Linked DNA regions of Homo sapiens: all the other regions are linked to region 2. Evidence: read pairs that join two places in POLR2A ChIA-PET (ENCODE). Cell type or tissue: OCI-LY7. All regions are shown on one strand. Region 1 overlaps TFDP2 (transcription factor Dp-2). Region 2 overlaps TFDP2 (transcription factor Dp-2). Region 3 overlaps TFDP2 (transcription factor Dp-2).

What was found. ChIA-PET counts read pairs that join two places held together with the same protein. Peaks named below come from ENCODE experiments on the same cell type or tissue, not always from the same donor. Only the 100,000 strongest peaks of a DNase experiment are listed, where the experiment ranks them.
Region 1: POLR2A ChIA-PET joins it to region 2 with 10 read pairs; 3 of 35 experiments call an interaction of 5 or more read pairs at or near these places.
Region 3: POLR2A ChIA-PET joins it to region 2 with 12 read pairs; 2 of 35 experiments call an interaction of 5 or more read pairs at or near these places.

What each region holds. Positions count from the first base shown.
Region 1 is chr3:142,091,521-142,099,520 of GRCh38, forward strand. TFDP2 (transcription factor Dp-2) reads right to left here. Exons shown (of 13, transcript NM_001178139.2): 3 at 1,541-1,607. Among named protein-coding and RNA genes, the nearest start is that of TFDP2, 54 kb to the right of the region's middle. In OCI-LY7, no CTCF peak of the experiment used is centred here; DNase peaks (open chromatin) are centred at 4,521 and 7,641; H3K4me3 peaks cover 2,442 bases; H3K27ac peaks cover 7,975 bases.
Region 2 is chr3:142,023,782-142,031,781 of GRCh38, forward strand. All of the region lies in intron 3 of TFDP2 (transcription factor Dp-2), which reads right to left. Among named protein-coding and RNA genes, the nearest start is that of TFDP2, 120 kb to the right of the region's middle. RefSeq lists a silencer at 4,159-4,208 and enhancers at 4,595-5,096, 5,503-5,552. In OCI-LY7, no CTCF peak of the experiment used is centred here; DNase peaks (open chromatin) are centred at 3,650, 4,130, 4,880 and 5,460; H3K4me3 peaks cover 5,104 bases; H3K27ac peaks cover 5,923 bases.
Region 3 is chr3:142,114,725-142,122,724 of GRCh38, forward strand. All of the region lies in intron 1 of TFDP2 (transcription factor Dp-2), which reads right to left. Among named protein-coding and RNA genes, the nearest start is that of TFDP2, 31 kb to the right of the region's middle. In OCI-LY7, no CTCF peak of the experiment used is centred here; no DNase peak of the experiment used is centred here; H3K27ac peaks cover 888 bases.

The DNA of each region.
Region 1 (8,000 bases), 68 kb after region 2:
ATGCCACTGCACTCCAGCCTGGGCAACAGAGTGAGACTCTGCCACCAAAAAAAAAATAAATAAAATAAGCTAGACATTTTTATATTGGAATATAGATGTCTCTAGCCTGCTCTCTAGAACAGTGGTCCCCAACCTTTTTTGGTACCAGGGACCAGTTTCGTGGAAGACAATTTTTCCATGGATGGGGGTGGAGAGAGATGGATGGTTTCAGGATGAAACTGTTCCACCTCAGATAATCAGGCATTAAATTCTCTAAAGGACTGCACAACCCAGATCCCTCCCATGTGCAGTTCACAATAGGGTTCGCCCTCCTATGAGAATCTAATGCTCACTTGCTGGCCGCTCACCTTCTGCTATGCAGCCTGGTTCCTAACAGGCCATGAGCTCACAGCCTGGGAATTGGGGACCTCTGCTCTAGAGTACGTCTCCCACCTTAGACATAAACCCTTTAAGGAAGCTGATGTTTCTCTCATAGCTATTTGTATTGTAATAGATCTTTTTCCTACAGTTTATAATGAAAAATTTCAAATACACACAAAAGAGAAAGGAAAGGAATAATGAAACCCCACAGAAATATTACCTAACTTAAACAAATAATCAACTTAAGACAATATTGTTTTATCTATAATACCACCCACTTTACCCTCCTTCTCCTAGTGGATTATTTTGAAGCCAATTCCAGACATCATATAATTTCATCCGTAGACATTTCAGCATGTATCTCTATATACCACAAGATATTGTTCAAAGAGACATATTGAAAGATACTGCTGGTTCCTGTGTAAGTTCTTGTACTGGTGGGTCAGAATACTTTTTTTTCTTTTGAGACAAGGTCTCATTCTGTCACCCAGGCTGGAGTACAGTGGCATGATTATGGCTCACTGCAGCCTCAACCTTCCAGGCTCAAGCAATCCTCCTACACTGGCCTCCTGAATAGCTGGGACTACAGGTACACATCACCATGCCCGGCTAAGTTTTTGTAAAGACAGAGTCTCACTATGTTACCCAGGCTGGTCTCAAACTCCTGGGCTCAAGTGATCCTTCTGCCTCGGCCTCCCAAAGTGCTGGGATTACAGGTGTGAGCCACTGCACCAAGCCAGTGGGCCAGATTTCTGATATAAGCATTCTTCCAGTAAGACATATATTAGTCAAAGAAATACACACATACACACGTATATAAAATATACAAAACACATATATACGTATTTTCTCTACTGTACTTCCTTACAACTTAAACCATTTGAAAGTAGGATTGTCAAACAAGAAAATCAAGAAAAAAGTGGTCTGAACAGTTTCAATTGTAATAAGATCATTGATAAGGGATCTTAGAGATCTCTTAGGAAAGAGAAAAATCACACACAAAAATCCTCCGTCTGTCAGAGGTAAATGACTTTCATACAGCACAAGTTATGTGGCATGGAACAACGTGCTAATATCATAAAATTATTATACATAAAGTAATTCATGTAGCTGCATATTTTACAAAACAAATGCAATAAAACTAACTTAATTCAGAAAAATTTTATTCAATAATCCTTACCTTTTGTTGGACTGAGATTCTGATCTATAAATCCTCTTACTTCTGCATTTGTGGAAGTCAAACCAACCTGAATAAAACCGTTTAAAAAGTTAAAAATAGAATATTAAGTAGTATGTGTTCACTTAACAAGCTATTTTATATCTTCCATCAGACATCCATATCAAATATATATAGCCACATCAAATGAATTAATTATATTAACCACAGGAGTATTATTTTAAAATGAAATGTTGACATATTATTTAAAAGGGGAAGAATATTGCCTGTAGTCCCAACTACTTGGGAGGCTGAGGTCGGAGGATTGCTTGAGCCTGGGAGGCAGAGGTGTTGCAGTGAGCTGAGATCATGCCACTGCACTCCAGCCTGGATGACAGAGTGAGACCCTGTCTCAAAAAAAAAAAAGGTGAGGGGAATATGAATTGTCCAGCTTAAGATAAAAATTAATGAAATACTATTACTTATGAGCAGAACTGAGATTTTACAGATTTTACTGACAGTTCTTTGAAAGCAAGTAAGTAATGTGGCAGCCATGAAGTTGCCAATAGATATTTCAAAATTCCATCCCCACTGTTGCCCTTAATTTGTACTATTCTTAATCACTATCTAAAATGCTTTCAATACTATGACATGTGAGGAATCAAATAAAGACCATTAATACCACAATGCAGAAGTAAAATACATTGGCCTTAAGTCCAACTGCTTGGATTCATATTCTGGACCATCAAGCCTACTAGGGGTTTGGCCTTGGTCAAGTCATGCATTTCCTCATCTGTAAATTGGAGGGTGATACCAGTACTTAGCAATTCAGGTTGTTATAAAGACTAAATGAGATAATTCATGTAAAGCATATAGCACAGGATTTGGCACATACTGCTCAATCCATGTCAGCATACGTTACTGTCAGTATTATACTTGAGGGACTACCCACAGCAAGTATTTATGAATTCACTTTTAGATAATTTATTTCATTTAAGGTAATATCCACTACACTACTTGGCATCACAGAGCTGAATACAGGAATATCATCAAACAGAATATCAGAAATATATTACAAAGCCTGGAGGAAAAAAAACCCTCAATTTTTGAAAACTTGGCAGAACGCAAACATCCAAAAATTGGCTCTATTATTACTATCAAATACTTTTTGTAAGCATTGAAGATTTGTAACCTTGAAACATTACAATTTTGTTACATTACACTAACTTGTAACATCACAAGTTTGTGGTATGATACCTCAAACTGTACTTTTTTTTTTTTTTTTGAGATGGCGTTTCACTCTTGTGGCCCAGGCTGGAGTGCAATGGCACCATCTTGGCTCACTGCAACCTCCGCCTCCCGGGTTCAAGTGATTCTCCTGCCTCAGCCTCCCAGGTAGCTGGGATTACAGGCACCTGCCACCACGCCCAGCTAATTTTTGTATTTTTAGTAGAGAAGGGGTTTCACCATGTTGGCCAGGCTGGTCTCGAACTCCTGACCTCAAGTGATCTGCCCACCGTAGCTTCCCAAAGTGCTGGGATTACAGGCATCAGTCACCACGCCCAGCCCTCAAACTATACTTTCAAGACACTACCACATGGAAAGGATTTTTTAACCCCTTTACTGAGATATCATTGATATATAAAAATGGCATACACTTAAGGTGTACATCTTGATGTTTTGATATATGTATACATTGTAAAATGATCACCACAGTCAAGCTGACATATCCATTACCTCTATATAGCTATTATTGTGTATATGTGTGTTGCGAAGATTCAATTTAAGATCTATCCTTTTAGCAAATTACAAGCACACAATACAGTACTATTAATTATCATCACTGTGCAGCACATCAGATCTCCAGCAATCTGAAAAGATTTTAAAGCACACAAAGCTTTATAACTTTATAACTATCCACTTATTGTTCTAAACACTGACTACTTATATTTTTCTTCTTCTTTTTTTTTTCAGATGGAGTTTCGTTTTTGTTGCTCAGGCTGGAGTGCAGTGGCACAATCTCGGCTTACTGTAACCTCTGCGTCCCGGGTTCAAGCAATTCTCCTGCCTCAACCTCCCAAGTAGCTGGGATTACAGGCGTCCACCACCACGCCCAGCTAATTATGTATTTTCAGTAGAGACAGGGTTTCACCATGTTGGTCAGGCTGGTCTCAAACTCCTGTCCTCAAGTGATCCACCCGTCTTGGCCTCCCAAAGTACTGGGATTACAGGCGTGAGCCACCACGCCTGGCTGTATTTATATTTTTCATAAGCAATTATTTGATAGTTTATAATATCAATGTAAGAGCTAATTATTTCATTATTTGATAATTCAATGCTCTACTAAGAATTCAAATGCTCTACTAATAGCTGTTTCTTTCTGTCAAGAAGTATGTTAGCAGTAATATTTTTACATATTTTTCATATCCTAACAAGTGATTTTGATGCAAATCTCTAGAATCTATCATCATCAAATTTTTATGACAGTAGCTGAGACTAAGTCATCTAGAAAATGGCCTCTTAATTCTATGTAGATAATAGTGCAGATACTTAACTTTGTCCAGCTTCTTATCACTTTTCAGTTAGAAATAAAGACAATACTTTCCAACAAAATTTGCAACAAATAACTATATGTTATGGCTCTTCAGTTGCTCACAAATAATGTTAAATATCCAACTTGTTGATTTGTTGAAGAGTTTATTGTGCCATTACTAATAACTCCCCCCTCCTTTTTAAACTCTTCTGCTATAGGAAGATGACAGAGGCAAAACTTGTTGGTGTTCTACTTTAAAAAGAAAGCAAAGAAGGCAAAGACAGCCTTTAATAAATTCCATGCTTGATACAATATAACCATTTAAATACATGTATTATAATAACTTCAAAAGGATCAGTTTATACCTTTTTGTTATTATACAACCTCAACTAAACCTCAAAAACCTCAACTAAAACCACATATTCATAATAGAGAGTTCAGTTACTGGGTTACCGTTATGCTTAAACACCTGCTCTTAATATCCAACTTCTGCAGAGTAAAACAGCCAACGAATGTGGAAACTTTTTAAGCAGCTGTACACCTGCATCTTAAGAACCAACAAATTGTACTCCAAAAAGATAAAAGTCAATTGTGAGTCCATACTGCATGCTAATCTTAGTCTCATAGATGGAGGGGAGGTGTTTGTATTTAAAGCTTATATATAAAACCAAAATATATTTAATTAAAACTTCAAAATATGTATTAATTTCTACTATCATAAACATTTTGTAAAGATTCAAAAAAACTGTATTATTTGAGAGTAGAAAAAGTTGGCTAGCGAAAGCATCCTAAAATATTAGCCATTCTTCCCTTATTCTACCTATTTAAAAAGGACTTATCTTTCAATGAACAAGAGAAAAAAGTGAACTCATATTTCATGTTAAATTCTTTGCCTAATCATGTCCTGAGGAAAATATGCTGAGTATTCCTCTCTTTTTTCTCAATTTTTAAAAATAAATTGTATTGTCTGTATTTAAGGTATAAAACATGATGTTATAAGATACATATATATAAAATGGTTACTATAGTGGGTATTCCAATGCTGTGTTGTGTACTATATAACCAGTCACTATGCGTTTACTGAATTCAAAGTATTTAAGTTCAATTTTTAAGAATCAGATCATATTGACTAATAATATTGTAATTTCATTGATATTCAACATTTCTGACTGACATAACATTACTGAAATGTTCAGAGTAAGATCATCTGTGCTCAGTTAAGCTCTACCTTTCACAGGCAAGGTGATCGTGGAACGGTCACTACAAAATGGGAATGATAGAACGTATGTGCAAGACAAACTAAAGAGCTCATAGGATCGAGTCAAATGATTATGTAAATTTATCTGTTAATTTGGCAAAAATATATCTATTAATATGCCAAAGCAATATTTAAGTGTGGGTTGTCATCCAAATGGCAATGGCTTCCAACACTTCAACCCTGACACAGACCATATGCAAAAGAGAAATGCAAATGACCAATAAACATACAGAATGTTAGTTTACTTAACTAGTAATCAGAGAAATGTAATAAATTGCACACCATTTTTTGCTGATTAAATTGGCAAAGATTTATAAACATATAAAAAGAAATGTCACTTTCATATACCACAAGTATATATATAAATCTGTGCAATCTTAGCAATATGAATCAAAAGCTCTAAAAAATTATACACACTTTGGCTCAGTAATTTCATAGAATTTTTCTTCTGGAGATAATATGATGAGTGAGCAAAAACAGACAAAATGTTCCAAAAAGGAAAAAAGCAGAAGTAACTTAATGGTCAATATTAGGAAACTGGTGTAATATCCATACAATAAATAACATAAAATAGCCACTTAGGCCAGGCACCATGGCTCATGCCTGTAATAGGAGCACCTAGGGAGGCTAAGGCAGGAAGATTGCTTGAGCCCAAGAGTTTGAGACCAGCCTTAAGGAACATAGTGAGATCCTGTCCCTACAAAGAAAAGAAGAAATTAAGTGGGCAAGGTGCCTGTAGTTCCGCTACTGGAGAGGCTGAGGTGGGAGCATCGCTTGAGCCCAGGAGGTGGAGGCTGCAGTGAGCCATGATCATGCCACTGCACTCCAGCCGGGGCAACAGAGCAAGACCCTGTCCCAAACTAAACTAAACTAAAATAGACACTTAAAATGATGTTCCAGAGATATCAAGATAAGAAAATGCATTCATCACAGAAATTAAATAGTAGCCAGGCACGGTGGCTCATGTCCATAAACCCAGCAATTTATAGTCCCTATTGCCCAGGCTAGAGTGTAGTGGCACGATCTCGGCTCACTGCAACCTCTGCCTCCCAGGTTCAAGTGATTATCTTGCCTCAGCCCCTCTGGCCCAAGTAGCTGGGATTACAGGCACACTGCCACCACACCCAGCTAATTTTTGTATTTTTAGTAGAGATGGGGTTTTACCATGTTGGCCAGGCTGGTCTCGAACTCCTGACCTCAAGTATCGCCTGCCTTGGCCTCCCAAAGTGCTCGGATTACAGGCGTGAGCCATCGCGCTGGGCCAATGTCTATACATTTTGATTGCTACATATACAAATTTGTATACAAATCAGATATCTTCCTAAGCAAAATTTTGCTGACAGTCTCTAGGCTATTTTTTCTTTTCTTTATCTGTATTTTCTAATTTTTCCATAATGAGTATTACAGCCTACATGTTTTTCTTAAAGATTCATTGACAAGGCAAAAAAAAAAAACCCTCAAAAATTATATTTCAAATTATTTACTGTATTATTGCTTAAATTAGAACACAACTGCATTTTTGGTCTAGAAAAATATTACTGGATACTAGATACTATTTGATAGCAATTTCACCCCAGATACAATAAATATGTTGCCAGCTCCTCACCTCTTCCTTTTGCAAAGTGATCAATCCTACATCTCATGTAGTTCTAGTAAGACAATTAATCTTAGAGGCTCAAAGTGGGCTCATGACTCAAAGCCTGGCCACTTACCGTATCCCACTTCCATCTCCACGGAGTTTAAGCAAGGTCAACTCAAACTTCTCCGTAGATTTTGAAACATAAATACTAAAAAGGGGCCAGGTGCAGTGGCTCACACCTGTAATCCTAGCACTATGGGAGGCCAAGTCAGGCAGATCCCTTGAAGTCAGGGGTTTGAGACCAGCCTGGGCAACATAGCCAGACTCCATCTCTTTAAAACACAAAAGTTCTCTCTCTCCTTCTGAGACAAGTATTATGAGGCCAATGCAAGCCATTATGCCACCATACAGAAGGCCTAAAGATGGAAGAAGACAGACCCCTGACATCATCGTTTGATCCCTGGAATCTAGATGTGTTTGAAGCAGCCTCTAGACTTTTCAATTATATAAGTCAATACATTCCACTTTTTGTGTTAAGCTGTTTTGATAGGGTTTCGATCATTTGCAACTATAAGAGACCTAATAAAGCATGGATAAGACAAAAGTAACTCTTCACAAAAAAACTGTTGTCATCAGAGACATGTAAAATGAGAAAATTTAAAATGTACATATTTGAATACATGGTTAGTAATGCCTCTGTAAGAGGGCAATCTCTTCCCTATCTACAATCTCTTCTGTGTTTGTGAGTCACTTCTCAGTAACATGTGACACAATTGATCACTTCCCCTTGAAACACTTTCTTCACCTGGGCCTCCAGATCATCAGGATAACTCTTTTCTTCCTGTCTTTGCCCATTCTTTGAGTGTCCTTTATGGCTTCTCTTGCTTTCCACCTTTTTGTTGGAGAATCCCTGTGCTCAGACCTTGGTCCTTATATATTTGCTATCCATGCACTCACTATATGATCACATGTAGTCCCATTGCTTTACAATGATTTTAATATGAAATGACCCGGGCCAGGCGCGGTGGCTCACACTTATAATCCCAGCACTTTGGGAGGCTGAGGCAGGCAGATTACCTGAGGTCGGGAGTTTGAGACCAGCCTGACCAACATG
Region 2 (8,000 bases):
TATTAAAAATTTATCCATTAAAGATTTTTAAATTTTTTTTGAGACAGGGTCTTGCTCTGTTGCCTAGGCCGGAGTGCAGTGGCATGATCTCCACTCACTGCAGCCCTGACCTGGGCTCAAGGGATCCTCCCACCTCATTCTCCCGAGTAGCTGGGACCACAGGTGCGTGCCACCATGCCCAGTTAATTTTTGTATTTTTTGTAGAGACAGGATTTTGCCATGTGCCCAGGCTGGTCTTGAACTCCTGAGTTAAAGTGATCTGCCTACCTCTCCAGGTGCTGGGATTACAGGCATGTGCCACCATGCCCAGCCCATTAAAAGATTTTTGAGAACTTTTATAAATAAGTTCTACTGTGTCTACCTGGCACACAGTAAGTGCTCACTTAGTGGTCTGTTCATTTTTCTGTCAGAGAAATTGCCAAGAGTTGCCAAATTTTCACTACAAGTGAGCAAAGTGCCAAAACCAAAGTCCCCGGTTGATAGTCTCCAGCTTTAGAGTTACCATGTAAAAATTCATTTGAAAATTGGTTTCTTGAAACTTGGTAGAAAGAAACAACATAATTACATGACAGGTTCCTGGATCAGTTCACAAAACATAGTTAATTCATAATATACTCAAAGCACCATACTCATACTGGTCTACCTGCTCCTCAACAATGTAAAAGGTTTTCTCTTCAGAGAAATATAGGCATCAGGCACATCTCCCCTCTTACTCCACTCCAGAGATGAGAAATTTCAAGGTGGCTGTTATTTCTAGTTGCATATGTATATATAAGGCAGAAAAAAAAGGCTAAATCATTGACCTCTCTGGGTATTCTGAATCGGGTTACAATAAATAGGTAAGGCTCAGGTTCCTCTAAGACCTCAGTTTTGTGATAAAGAGTTCATACATAAAGCAAGAACTTCAGGTACTCCTGAAGTCTTCTTTCAGTATACATTTTAAATATTTAATTTAAGACCGGGTGCAATGGCTCATGCCTGTAATCCCAGCACTTTGGGAGGTCGAGGCCAGAGGATCACCTGAGGTCAGGAGTTCGAGACCAGCCTGGCCAACATGGTGAAATCCCGTTTCTACTAAAAATACAAAAATTAGCCGGGTTTGGTGGCGGGCGCCTGTAATCTCAGCTACTCGGGAGGCTGAGGCAGGAGAATTGCTTGAACCCGGGAAGCACAGGTTACAGTGAGCTGAGATTGTGCCACTGCACTCCAGCCCAGGCGACAACAGCGAGACTCTGTCTCAAAGAAAAAAAAAAAAAGATTTAATTTAATATTTAAATTGATTATGACTGGAAGTATTTACTAGAAATTAAAGACAATTAAGGAATTACCTCTAAATGGCAGATGAATTAGGAAAGTTTTTGTTTGTTTTTTCCTTCAGACACTCCCAACCAATTTCCAGGTAACAAACTTGAATGGTTTGGTTTCTCATAGAGTATAAATCAACAATATAATATAGAAAATTATACTCTCTATGTTCTATACTCCATATATGCTAAAACTAATGTGCTCTTCTCAACCATAATTTGACCACACATTCAATAATTCCAAGATAATTTACACATACAGAGGCAGTGGGAATTCATCTTAAAATAATTCAACTGATTTTGGTCTTCATTTCTCAATTTGAAGGGCTAGGAGTCCAAACTATGTCCTTGTTGCTGTTGCTGATACTGTTTTCCTTGTTAAGTAACTTATTGTCATGTCTACATTTATAATTGTAAGTGATACACATTTTTTATAATCACAATCTATGATGCTGTCACAGTTATGTATTACATGTGGAGTGACCAACTTTTTTTTAAGCCTGTCTATTCCATCAAAATTTCTGTTCTTTGATCAGAATTGTAAAAAAAGTTCTTTAGGCAAATCTATAGTTTGTAAATCCATTTTAAAGTCCATGTAAATTGTTTTACTTATTTTAGAGAGAAAAAACCTCAACCATTACATGTTGCTATTCCTTAAGATAAGCAAAATGTACATAGATAAGTTTTAGAATCTGAATCTTAATTGAAATAATGATTCAATAAACTTCAAAGGCCAGGCGTGTGGGCGCATGCCTGTAATCCCAGCTACTTGGGGGGCTGAGGAAGGAGAATCGCTTGAACCCAGGAGGCAGAGGTTGCAGTGAGCCGAGATCACACCATTGCACTCCAGCCTGGGCAACAAGAGCGAAACTCCATCTCAAAAAACAAACAAACTTCAAAATCTCTAAATTTGGTCATCATTATTTGAAGAAAAGAAAATCTTCTGGCCGGCGCAGTGGCTCACGCCCATAATCCCAGCACTCTGGGAGGCCGAGGTAGGCGGATCTCAAGGTCGGGAGATCGAGACCATCAGGCCGAGGTGGGCAGATCACGAGGTCAGGAGATTGAGACCATCCTGGCTAACATGATGAAACCCCATCTCTACTAAAAATACAAAAAATTAGCTGAGCGTGGTGGTGGACGCCTGTAGTCCCAGCTACTGGGGAGGCTGAGGCAGGTGAATGGTGTGAACCTGGGACGCAGAGCTTGCAGCGAGATTCCGTCTCAAAAAAACAAAAAAACAACAAAAAAAAACAACAAAAAAATAACTTCAGGTAAGCCCACAGATCTTAGCTAACAGCAAGAGGAATTTTTAATAATCTGCTTGAATGTTGATATCTTTTCCAGCCTTCTCTCTCCTTAGGCCAATTATTTAGAAAACTGTATAATAATTAATCCATATGCAAATTTTAAACTATAGCTCAAAAACTTTATTGGCTACTGTAAATTACTACGAATTTTCCAGTGTAGGGTATGGCAAATATTGAATAAGTGCCTCATATGTGAAAGAGCTGGTGCTCAGCACTGATTTTTCAAGAGCAAACTTAAGAAATGAATAAAGTTGTAATGTGTATACACGCACATTATACAACAGCATAGGACTTCTTTGTGTTACTTGTAAAAGGAAAGGTTTTCACTTTCCTCATTATGAATTCCAAAAATTCAAAAACTGTTTTTCAAAATTTTGACTGCTTTCATTACACGCATAATGCTTCCACACTCTTCATTCCTACTCTTTTCAGCAGATAAACATTCTCCTCTTTCCATTAGCAACCAATCCAAGCTTATTATCTTTCTTTTTAGAGGCAAACTGCAACATATCATTTCAATTAAACCCAAAATATTACTCCCATATTTCTTATGCAAAGGTCTTAGGAATAAGCCTCAGCTTCTCACAGAAGATGAAATCATCTATCAACATATGTAACTGATGTTTCTCATTTTATTTTCATTTTGAGATTTTGTACCTACTGTCTAGTGATAAACTTTTGCAACTGTTTCCTCTATATTTTAGATGGCTTAGGCTTTAAAAAAATGGTCTATATGATTTAATTATCAATTTTTTCCTTAAGTGAAGTTCAACAGAATTAATTTTCTCACATTTTCATTAATTATACAGGCTACAGGCAATATTTAAAGTTTTTTTTTAAATATTGGGTATGTTACTCATTTTGTTACTCTATGACTTTCAATTCCTGAATATAAAATAATAAATTTTAAATGACTAAATTTTATTTATTCACTGATTAAATCAGATTTATGACCTCCTCTCTCCATTCCAGCTACTCTGAGTTTTGAATGAAACAACCTCAATTGTAACAGAAGAAACATCTGTTGCTTTTTTTCTTCACCAGGGCTTTCCTAACTGAAAGAAGAAAGACTCTCTGCCTGACCTCCTCTCCCTCTCCCTCTCCCTCTCCCACTCCCGCTCCCCACCCACACTAAGTTCCTTAAAACTTTTTTAAGTAAATGTATTATTTAAAATTTCACTGTATCTATTAAAAACATCATAGTTTAGAAACATTCACTTCCTTATTGAACTTCAAAGAATGACTAAATGCTATTATATATCAAAAAATAAGACGTGTCTAATAGAATATACGTTGTAACTAAAATGCAAACTTCAAGGGTATAATTGAAATGATCAATTCAATCAAGTTGTCATATATTCCGGGGTCATTAAGAATTGTTTAGGGGTAAGATTTTCTTCACAGTATCCAGATTCATATAGCATCTTGTATGCTATATTTTCTTTGCCAGTCCAAGGCTAACATAATGGCAGTCACTACCCCAAGAGGCAGACACCAAATGGTGCCACCCACACTCTCACACTGTGCCTCATAATAAACCATAAAGCAGTGGAATGCACCGGCCCCTTTATGAGCAAACAATGCCTAAGCTTCATTAGAATACAGCTGACATTTTCAAAGCACAAATACTTTTAAGAAAAATGTACTAGGGAAAAAAAGGAATGAAACAGCTATAAAAGCTGAAATATTTTTCAAGTGTCAGGTTGATTTCCAAGGATCCTTGGGAAGTATATTTTGCTGTTGGCAATTTAAAAGTTTTCGTAAGTGGAAAAAATGTTTAGTTAAGGGCAAAGCTTATTTTATTAACTACTGGGGAAAAAAATGAAAGTAAAAACTATCCTTTGAATTGCTTTCACAAGTAATAACCATGAAGTACCTTTAAAATTACTGATTTCCTCAACTGCTGCTTTAGTTCCTGAATTAAGAAAACTGAGCTCCAGAATTATTTTCACATTTTAATTAATTTATATAAGTAACTGAGTAATAAACTAATTCTTCCCCTCCCCCCCCACCCCAACCCCCATACATAACCCTGTAGTTTTTCTGTCTGCAACAAGCAAGGACGTCTTGAAATCAGCGTGCTCCTGGCTATTTATCAATTTAATATTGCTGCTGCTTAAAGAATATAAAATAAGAGCTGTAAAAACTCACCCAGCAGTGAGAAACAAACTGATCTCTCTTACCTGGTCTAAGGAAGCATGCCTCTCACTGCAGTACCAACAACATTCTACAGTCTTTGTTACCATTCAGTGGAAACTTGAGACTGTGTCAGACGTAAGCAATCGAGCTCAGAAAAGCTCAATTTAAAATACTTCTCAGTAAAACTAAAAAGATGCTCAAGAAAACTGTTTAGTTAACTGGCTTTCAAAAGACATATGAATACTGTTTACAACAAAGACATCTCAAAAGAAATTGAAAAGTGCAGGTCTTAGATGAAGGGGCTTTTCTATGTAGAACCTTGTTTTCTTATTAAATTAAAAGGATATTTTTATTTTAAAAAATGCTTAAAGTACACACTTGATCTTAGCCAAAAGGCCGAGAAGCAATAAAAATGCTTAAAGTAAAAAGGGTGAAATAACTACAAGTTAACATTTTTCTAAATATCACTTGCCTTTTAACTAACTTAAAAAATAAGATTAAACTTACTCGTGAAACCTGCATAATTTGAATTATACATATCAGAGTATCTGCTGGCTCCAAAGCAGTCACAAAGCAGGAGACTTAATGCATCTTGAAAGCAGAGCAAAAGCACCACGAGTTTCAGGGGGAAAAGAGGAGGAGAAACTCTTGAAAAACTGGTCGGGGCTTTTTGAACCTGTAATAACTGTCCAGCTCTTGTGGGAGGAAAAAAATGTCCCAGTCCTGCCCCGAGATAGGAGGCTATGCTTCAATGCCAAAATGAATGACAGGCCCATTTCTGATATCAACAAAGAGCAGCTTAGTTGTGCTTTTTTTTTTTTTCCACTTTCCCACACAGAAGTTCTAAAATTTCCAGGTTAGTCCCTTTATAGCTAGGGTTAAGTACCTTTCTCCATTTTCTCAAGAGGGAACTCAATTATGTTGTCCTGGTTTTTTTTTAAATGACTAATTAAATATACATACCTAATCATCTTACTTAGTTTTCCTAGGCAGGAAGCTGAACAAAAGATGACCTCTTAGGTTCCTTTCCAAATCTATTCTTTTCAATATCAGATAACCATATGACTGTCAATATTAATAAGCTTTTCCAGCATCCTGATGTATGGCACAAGTAGAAACAAAAAGCAAGGTAACATTAAAAACAAAGCAACTGAGATAAAATTTTCAACTAGCAAGATGTAAAGATAATTTACCAAGGTATGTGTTTGATTACAGAAATTCAAAACAAACACTCCAATCAACAACATATATTTGCTGAATACTTATTATGAGCCGAGCACTATTTTGGGCCCTGGAGATACAGTAGTGAATGCAACAGACAAAAGCCAAACAAAAAATCTCTGTCTTTCGTGAGCTTAGTTTATTTCAGTTCACTCTAAGTACAACTCTCCTAGATGACTAAGGTACTTTTCCTTCGTTGACTAGTTATCACCTATTCTGAAATATTCCCCTTGGAAAGTATGTCTTGACAACAGCTCCAGGAGACGCTGTAAAGTATTTGGTGCTCCGTTCAGTGTTGTATCACCAGTGTCTAAAACAGTGTCTGTTAGACACTCAAATACATATTGAATCAAATAGATCAGAGAGCTTCTTCTTACTCAAAATTTTCCTTTGCCAACACATATTATACTTACATGCATACAGAGATATGACAACAATAATACAATACAGGGTGTAAATTAAACTGGGTTGTAAACACGTGTTAGTATAAACAAAACTGAAAATACAACCTATATGGCCCTCTATCTTTCCAGATTCTACAATAAAATCTGTTTTCACTACTGGATGTGAGGTCAGTATAATATCTGAGTAAATAAATCACATAAAATTCTATAAAGTAAGTTTTTGTGGACAGTCAGATTTCAGAGGAGTTTTGAAAGAAAAAAGAAACTTGGAAATTACACAGAATCTGATCAGTTTGGTATATTAAAATCTTACATGTTTATATTCATTTACATTCCCACATTTGGAAACAATTTTAAACTCCCCATCCTGCTTTGCACCATTCTTGATCATCTTACCAGATGACGCTTCTTACAGAGAAAATAAGTGTACACCTTTAACCTGTCAGATCAGCTAGAAGTGCTCACCTGTGTCACCCAAGGCCAGAATATTCAGGGGCTAGATATGGTCACACCTACTCTGTTATAGTCTTAAAACAAAAGGAAATTAAACATCCAAGTACTCAAGTATATTCCCGTGTTCTCTTTTTTTTTTTTTTTTTTTGAGACGGAGTCTCGCTCTGTCGCCCAGGCTGGAGTGCAGTGGCGCGATCTCGGCTCACTGCAAGCTCCGCCTCCCGGGTTCACGCCATTCTCCTGCCTCAGCCTCCCAAGTAGCTGGGACTACAGGCGCCCGCCACTACGCCCGGCTAATTTTTTGTATTTTTAGTAGAGACAGGGTTTCACCGTTTTAGCCGGGATGGTCTCGATCTCCTGACCTCGTGATCCGCCCGCCTCGGCCTCCCAAAGTGCTGGGATTACAGGCGTGAGCCACCGCGCCCGGCGTATTCCCGTGTTCTCTAAATAGGAGAGCACCCCCCCGGCCCTCCAATTGTCCAGAGCTAGACAACAATTACAAGTTAAAATATAAACTATTTAGTGTATGTTTTAACAATAAACCTAACAGCAACCCAAGGTCAGAAAGATGTGATAACTGAGGTCAAGTGACAAATAAAATAAGGTGGGGCCAAAGTAGGATTCTACTGTTCTTGCAGAATGAATTTTCCTTTTCCCATTCCTTCCTTCAATAAATACTGAGCACCTATTATGTATCAGGCACTGAGCTGGGCAACAAATTGACCTGTTACCTACTGTCTACTCCACAGATCTGACCTTCAGCCAATCTATTCCTTCAAGTTTCCTTCTCCATGCTTGCCTTCCTTTCCAGAGCCTTTTCTCTGGTCTCAAATTCTTTACTCATACTACACCCCTTCAATCTGCTCTGATGTCTTTCTTGGCACGTAGCATAATCACTACCTTTTATGTTCTTCTGCAAGTGTATGACACAGTGTGGGGAAAGTAATAAGACTTCCCACTCAGATGATAAAAATGCAGATTATATAGGTTGTGTCAAACAATTTCTCCTTAATCTTATGTAGAAAATCCATTTAAACATCATTAATTACAACTACTGATTATCTGGAAAACACCAAAGGTAGCTGGACATTCTCCTAGGTTTATAAACTGATTTATTTGGACTGGAGTTTGTGACATTTATTGGCAATCTGCCCAAATATTAAGCCCAT
Region 3 (8,000 bases), 91 kb after region 2:
CACTACAAAATAATCCAAAGCTATAGAAGAGCACAAAGAAGAAAATAAAAATTACTCTAAATCTTACTATTGAAAGATAAGAACCTAATGATATTTGTACAGACACTTTCAGGTACATGTATATGCATAGATGTATATTTAAATGTAAAGGTATATATAGGAAAATGTACATAAGCAAGTCATATACATTATTCTGTTACTGCCAGTTTTCAAGATGTCCTATAAAGCCTTCCATAAAAAAATTCTTTCAATAAAAAAATTATATATGCTCATAAGAAAAAAAAACTCAACAGTGCAGAAGAAAATACAATACAAAGCAAGTCTTCCTTAATTCCTGCCCCTCCACTTCCACTACAATTCTAACTAGCAGATGAATACCATTAACAGAATTCACTGACATTTATATTTGTGTTCTTATATATATTCTTTTAAAAACATTTAAATTATAGATACATGAAAACATTCTGGTTATTAAAAAGTCCATACAGATAAAGAAAATCTCCGCATCTGAACACCTCAAATATCATTTCTAAACTTCATTGTTATCAGTTTGGTAAATATCCTTGCACAGAGCTCATTCCACGCATTTTCTTTTTTTTTTTTTTTTTTTCTGAGACAGAGTCCCGCTCTCTCGCTCAGGCTGGAGTGCAGTGGCGCGATCTCGGCTCACTGCAAGCTCCACCTCCCGGATTCACGCCATTCTCCTGCCTCAGCCTCCTGAGTAGCTGGGACTACAGGCGCCCACGACTGCACCTGGCTAATTTTTTGTATTTTTAGTAGAGACGGGGTTTCACCGTGTTAGCCAGGATGGTCTCGATCTCCTGACCTCGTGATCCGCCGGCCTCGGCCTCCCAAAGTACTGGGATTACAGGCGTGAGCCACCGCGCCCGGCCCATTCCATGCATTTTCATATAAGTACCTGCATGTAGAGAAATACACTTTTGTTGTTTTTAGTCTTTTTAAATTTTAGTCTTGTTCAATAGTATCATACTATGATGTTGTTTTTTTCATTTAACAATGATAGATTTACTATTGCTGTTAAATGTTACAATAGTGCTACCTTCTTGCAGTAACAGAACAGTTTTGTATCTTGATTGTGGTGGTGGCTATACGAATCTATACATCTAATAACATGTCACAGAACTATACACAAAGACACACCAAAAAATGGGCACATGCAAAAACTAGTGAAATCCAAGTAGGATCTGTAGTCCAGTCAATTATATTGTACCAATGTCAATTTCCTGATTTGGCCAATGTACTACAATTACATAAGATGTTACCACTTGGGGGAAGTTGGGCTACGGGTAAATGGGATTTCTCTGTATTCATTTTGCAACTTTTTTTTTTTTTTTCTTGAGACAGGGTCTTGCTCTGTCACCCAGGCTGGAATGCAGTGGTGCAATCACAGCTCATTGCAACTTCAAACTCCTGGGCTCAAGCAATCCTCCCGCCTTAACTCCCAAGTAGCTGGGTATACAGGCATATACCCTAACACTGGGCTAATTTTTAAAATTTTTGGTAGAGATAGAGTCTCACTATGTAGCCGAGGCTGGTCTTGAACTCCTGTCCTCAAGTGATCCTCCCAACTCAGCCTTCCAAAGTGCTGGGATCACAGGTGTGAGCCAGAGTCCAGCCACTGGTATTCTCTTAAGAGGAAAAAAGAAACAAGAGATGCAGACAGAGGGAAGAAGGCAGTTTCCTAGACAGAGGCAGAGATTGGAATTATGTGGCCACAGCCAAGGAATGCCCAGGGCTACCAGAAACTGGAAGAAGCAATAAAGGATCCTCTCCTAGAGGCTTTACAGGGAGCACGGCCCTGCTGACAAATTGATTGCAGACTTGCAGCATACAGAACTGTAGGAAATAAGTTTCTGTTGTTTTAAGCCACCCAGTTTGTGGCATTTTGTTATGGTGGTCCTAGGAAAGTAACACAATGGGTTTTGCACACTATTATAGTTACACCTAGGTATTTTATTTTTTGGTTTTGAGTTTTTTCTCTGTTTCCTTTTTGCTGTTGTTCCTGTAACTTATGGGGTTCTCCATTATATTTTCCTAGCTGTATGCATATAAGTTACGTTTTTCTTTTTACTAATTTTATATTCCATTACACAACTTAATTCTTTTACTGCTTAAAGTAATTTTACTGTAAGTTCAGTTGACTCTTGGATTTTTCAGGTGTAAAATTAGTCATCTGGAAAAGGATTTTTTTTTTGAGACAGAGTCTCGTTCTGTTGCCCAGGCTGGAGTGCGATGGTGTGATCTTGGCTCACTGCAACCTTAGCCTCACAAGCTCAAGCGATTCTCCTGCCTCAGCCTCCCAAGTAGCTGGGATTACAGGTGTGCACCACCACCCCTGGCTAATTTGGTATTTTTAGTAGAGACGAGGTTGCACCATGTTAGCCAAGCTGGTCTCGAACTCCTGACCTCAAGTGATCTGCCCGCCTCCACCTCCCAAATTGCTGGGATTACAGGCATGAGCCACTGCACCCGGCCCGAAAAAGATTTTTGAACCTTTCCAGGTTTGTAGAACAATGGAGGTAATCTGACTCCAATTCTCCTCCTCACCTTCCCTGAACAAACATAAAATAAACCACAAGAATTTTTAAAACCCACAAAGGATCTAGGCCATCAACATTAGCACTGCTAGGAGACAGAAAACACAGCAACCTTCAAATTACCTATAAGTCAAGCAGAAAAAAAAAAAAAGCAGCAAATAGCAAAAGAAACCCCACTTCCTTACCTCTGCAAGCCTGTGGATGTATAGGGAGAGTGAAGGGAGGTGAAAAAGACTCTGTGAGAAAGAGCAGAGGGGCAAAGGGGATTTGCAAAAAGCACAGACAAAACCAGCCCCAGAAAGAGAGTTAAACAATAAATACAAAAATGCTAAACAGAGGTTAGGAGGTTAGGACTTGATAGCTAATAGACCTGGTGAAGTGTGTCTTGTGTCTAGAAACTTCTGGACCAGAAGCAGCAGCCTCCTAGAAACAGTGCTTCTGGGGGAGAACCAGGTATACATATATAAAGAAGCGCTTTCTCTTGTAAACAAGGTAATGAATGAAAAAAACAGGCGATAAGAGGAGGAAATTAGGCCAGGCACAGTGGCTCACGCCTGTAATCCCAGCACTTTGGGAGGCTGAGGGAGGTGGATCACTTGAGGTCAGGAGTTCGAGACCAGCCTGGCCAACATGGTGAAACCCCGTCTCTACAAAAATATACAGAAATTAGCCGGGTGTGGTGGCATGCGCCTGTAATCCCAGCTACTCGGGAGGCTGAGGCAAAAGAATCCCTTGAACCCGGGAGGCGGAGGTTGCAGTGAGGTGAGATCGCACCACTGCACTCCAGCCTGGGTGACAGAGTGAGACCTTGTCTCAAAAGAAGAAAAGGCAAGGGGCTGGGGGGAGGATTAAAGAGCTTGCAGAAACAAAATATTAATAGAATCAAGGAACAACTCTTCCTCTCCCCCTTTTCTTACCATCATCACTACAAATTCAGAAAAGAACCTTCACAAAAGAGAGCACACTGGCAGAAGAAGCACTCTCAAATTAGGAACTCTGTCCACAAAATGATTAAAAACAAACAAGCAGACCATATGCATACAAATGTACTGCAAAGTCAGAAAATACAAACAAAAGCTTTTCTGCTGATGATTTTCTCCATAAAAACAAACCGTGAGGTTGAAAAACAACTGTAACACAATCCTCTGAACTGGATTAAATATTTTAAACAAGAATTTGAGGATATGAAGAAGACCTTGAATCGGAAGTACAAAAACTAAGTACCAAAATGGACAAAAACAGAAAGAAATGAGTAAGAGCTGATTAAAGAAATAGAAAGAAACAAACAAAAGGAACATCATATAAGAAATGAAAGTTAAATTATTAAATTATTTTTTATTTTGCTTTACTTTGGCATTGAACCAAAAATAAAAACTAAATTATAAGGTATGTAGAAAGAACAGACTGAACGAAAACTTAATAAAAGACACTGAACAAAGAGCAAGAAAATAATGAAGAAAATAAAATTTTAAAAAAAACAGAGAGAAATTGATTGAAATGAATGATAGGCAAAGGAGGTTGAACATTAGTATTACTGGTGTCCCTAATTAAAAAAATCAAAACAATGGAACAGAACTAATATTAAAAGTACATTCTGGCTGGGTGCAGTGGCTCACGCCTGTAATCCCAACACTTTGGGAGGTCGAGACAGGTGGATCACTTGAGGCCAGGAGTTTGACACCAGCTGACCAACATGGTGAAACCCATCTCCACTAAAAATACAAAAAAACTAACTGGGTGTAGTGGCAGGCGCCTGTAATCCCAGCTACCTGGGTGGCTGAGGCATGAGAACAGCTTGAACCCAGAAGGTAGAGGTTGCAGTGAGCCAAGATTGCGCCACTGTACTCCAGACTGGGTGAAAGAGCAAGACACTGTTTCAAAAAAAAAAAGTACATTCCAAGAAAACATTCCAGAAATAAAATACTTGAATCTATACAATGAAAGATCCTACCAGATATTTGAGAAAACTGACTCAGAATGATCAACTCTCACACATATCCTTATAAAATTATTTAAAGAAAAAACTCTCAGTGTATCCGAGCAAAAAGATAAATTATTTACAAAAGCAAAGGAATTAGACTAACATTGTATTTCTCAAAAATAACATACAAAGCAAGACAACAGTAGAACAGCACTTTCAAGAAACTTAAGGGAAAAAAATGTAAACCAAAGATATTATATCCTGCCAAGCTGTCCTTAGAGTTTCAAGGCCATCAAAAAACAGTTTGACTGCTGTGGAAAATAGAATGGCAATTCCTACAAAAATTAAATATAGAATTACCATTTGATCAACATAGAAAATATATTAAAGTAGCTGGGTGTGGTGGCACACACCTGTAGTCCCAGCTACTTGGGAGGCTGAGATGGGAGGATCATTACAGCCCAGGAGTTTGAGGCTGTACTACACAATGATTTTGCCTGTGAACAGTCACTGTGCTCCAACCTGGGCAATATAGCAACACCCTGTCTCTAAAACAAGAAAAAGAGACCGGGTGCAGCGGCTCACGCCTGTAATCCCAGCATTTTGGGAGGCCAAGGCAGGCGGATCACGAGGTCAGGAGTTCAAGACAAGCCTGGCCAGCATGGTGAAACCCTGTCTCTACTAAAAATACAAAAAATTAGCTGGGCATGGTGGTGCGCGCCTGTAGTCCCAGCTACTCGGGAGGCTGAGGCAGGAGAATTGTTTGAACCCGGCAGGCGGAGGTTGCAGTGAGCCGAGATTGCACCATTGCACTCCAGCCTGGGCGACAGAGCAAGACTCCATCGAAAAGAAAAAAAGAAAAGAAAAGAAAAAAGAAGGCTGGGCGTGGTGGCTCATGCCTGTAATCTCAGCACTTTGGGAGGCCGAGACGGGCAGATCACAAGGTCAGGAGATCAAGACCATCCTGGCCAACAGGGTGAAATCCTGTCTCTACTAAAAATACAAAAAATTAGCTGGGCTTGGTGGTGGGCGCCTGTAGTCCCAGCTACTCCAGAGGCTGAGGCAGAAGAATGGCGTGAACCCGAGAGGTGGAGCTTGCAGTGAGCCAAGATCGCGCCACTGCACTCCAACCTGGGCGACAGAGCCAGACTACGTCTCAAAAAAAAGAAAAAAAGAAAGAAAACATATCAATGATATAGTGTTACGTTTTCTTAACAGATAAATGCAATTATTCTAACATGAACAAGAAAAACTGAAAGATTCACATCAAGGGATGCAATCATTAGTAATAAGCATGAACCCATAAATTAGATAAACATGCCATTTACCAGCCAAGTCATCAGTAAAAAATATTTTATTAGTAATAGAATCAGGTGACTGAAATGTTGTAAGCAACTATCCAGCATGTTTGTCAAACTCTCCATATAGCTATTACACAGTATCTTTGCTTATAGCTTTTTCCTAAGATATTTTACTAATAAGATGTAAAGAGAACTGAGGTGGAGACCATGGCAGCTGAAGGTGCTGGGAAAACCTTTATAGCTAACTGTAGCAGTAGTACACTTGAAGGGGTTTCTGATGCCTCACCCAAGCAGCTGCAGTGATGGGAACAACCACTGTTCATAACCCCATGGCACTATTCATTCACTGTGCATATAACCCCTTTTTGGCATCAGAATTCTAAAGCTGCAACGACTGCTTTACCAGCAGCTCTGGGGTTATAGCAGACTAATTTATTTGGATTGTAGAACGGAAAATTAAATTCTCCCATGAGCTCATCAGACAGAGCCATCTGCAGATATTGGGAACTCAATGAAAGAGGCAGCTGCAAGCAGGAGACAGCAATAGTTTATGATGACAGAGAAAAGAACTAGACGTGTGTGTGCCAGCTTTAAGGTATGGATATTCACCAGGGAGATTTGTGAAAGACTCACATTGAATGAATTTTTAAAAAGTCAGAAGTTTTAACCAGCAACTGAGGGGTGATGGGGACTAATGAGAGTCAGGCTATTTATTTATTCAACAAACATTTAGTCAATGCCCATCATGTACCCAGCATTGTGCTCTACCCAAGAGACATAACGGAGTCCCACCCTTCAAGAAGTTCACAAACAAATGAGCAAGACAAATGCATACAGTATAACATGCTAAAATACTACGACACTAGACAGATATTCGGGGCACTATGGAAGCACAAAGGAACAGCTTCTAATTCAGCTAAAGGGTGGGAATCAGGTTCTAACTCGAGTTAAATTAGTAATAGAGATAATTAGTTAAAATTACAGAATTAAGAACTATGAGATGAAAATGCCATCAAACTAGAAGAGTTAACACAGAAACCTAAGCACTTTACGGTCAATCCAACTATTGTATTAAACCAGCTAAAGTGGCTTCTAATTCTTTTGTAAGCAGGTGAGCAAAGAAGAGGTCCTCCCTTGTGCTTCCATAGGCTATACAGATTGACTATACAGTTTAGAAGACTCTTTCAAGGAGTAGCATATGATTAGGATATGAAGTTTAAAAAAGGCTCACACCTGTAATCCCAGCACTTCTGGGATGCTGAGGCGGACGGAACACCTGAGGTCAGGAGTTCGAGACCAGCCTGACCAACACAGAGAAACCCTGTCTCTACTAAAAATACGAAGTTAAAAAAAAAAAAACTTCATTGTAGACATTTCTGAGGTTCTAGTCTGACCTAGGCAATCTAAAGAAGGGGAAAGAAAACACCTATCAGTTACAGCCACCTGTCTATTAAGACCTCAGAGAACAAGTTCAACCATGCCAACTTTCCCTCTGGTTAACGAGAAAACAGTGGAGATCTTCACACACTATGAGGATTCTCTTAAACCCTACTTTGGTAGGAAGTCAGCATAAAGGATCCTTGATCCCAAAGAACTAAAAACTCACTGATTTAAATGAAATAAATAAAAGGCATAATAGAATAATACAGACCAGAGTATCTTAAACTCAAGAAAATCCATAACATTATAACCAGGTCTACAGATACCAGTTTAAATAACAGTGCATCAAAAGTTTACCTGCTCACTTGGGTCCCACATAACGATAAATTCAGTGCAAACTTACACTATCTGTACTCTACCTACCACCAGAGACGGGGTCCTCACTGCCAACCAGCCAGCAAGAAACCTATCTCTAAAATCCCTATCTCTAAAATTTAGAAACCTATCTCTAAAATTTAGTCTGCTACCTAGGATCACTTCCAATACCAACTGTGTTAGAATCATTCCTCCAAAACAGATTCTGAGAGGGAGACTATCATGCAGAAAGTTTCCTGGGAAGTGCTCTGGGGAGATATACCTATAACAAGTGAAGGCAGCAGGATTGGACTTAGGGAAGAAATTGAACCAATGATATTGCAAATGGGGCCTCAGCTGATACAACATGGAGCTCCAGAGCCCTTTGGAGTTGTCCCAAATAGAGACAAGTTAGGTTGGATCTTATATCCAAGCAACACACAGTTACTGGCCACAGGGACACCTCTGGGAGGAAGCATAACCTTG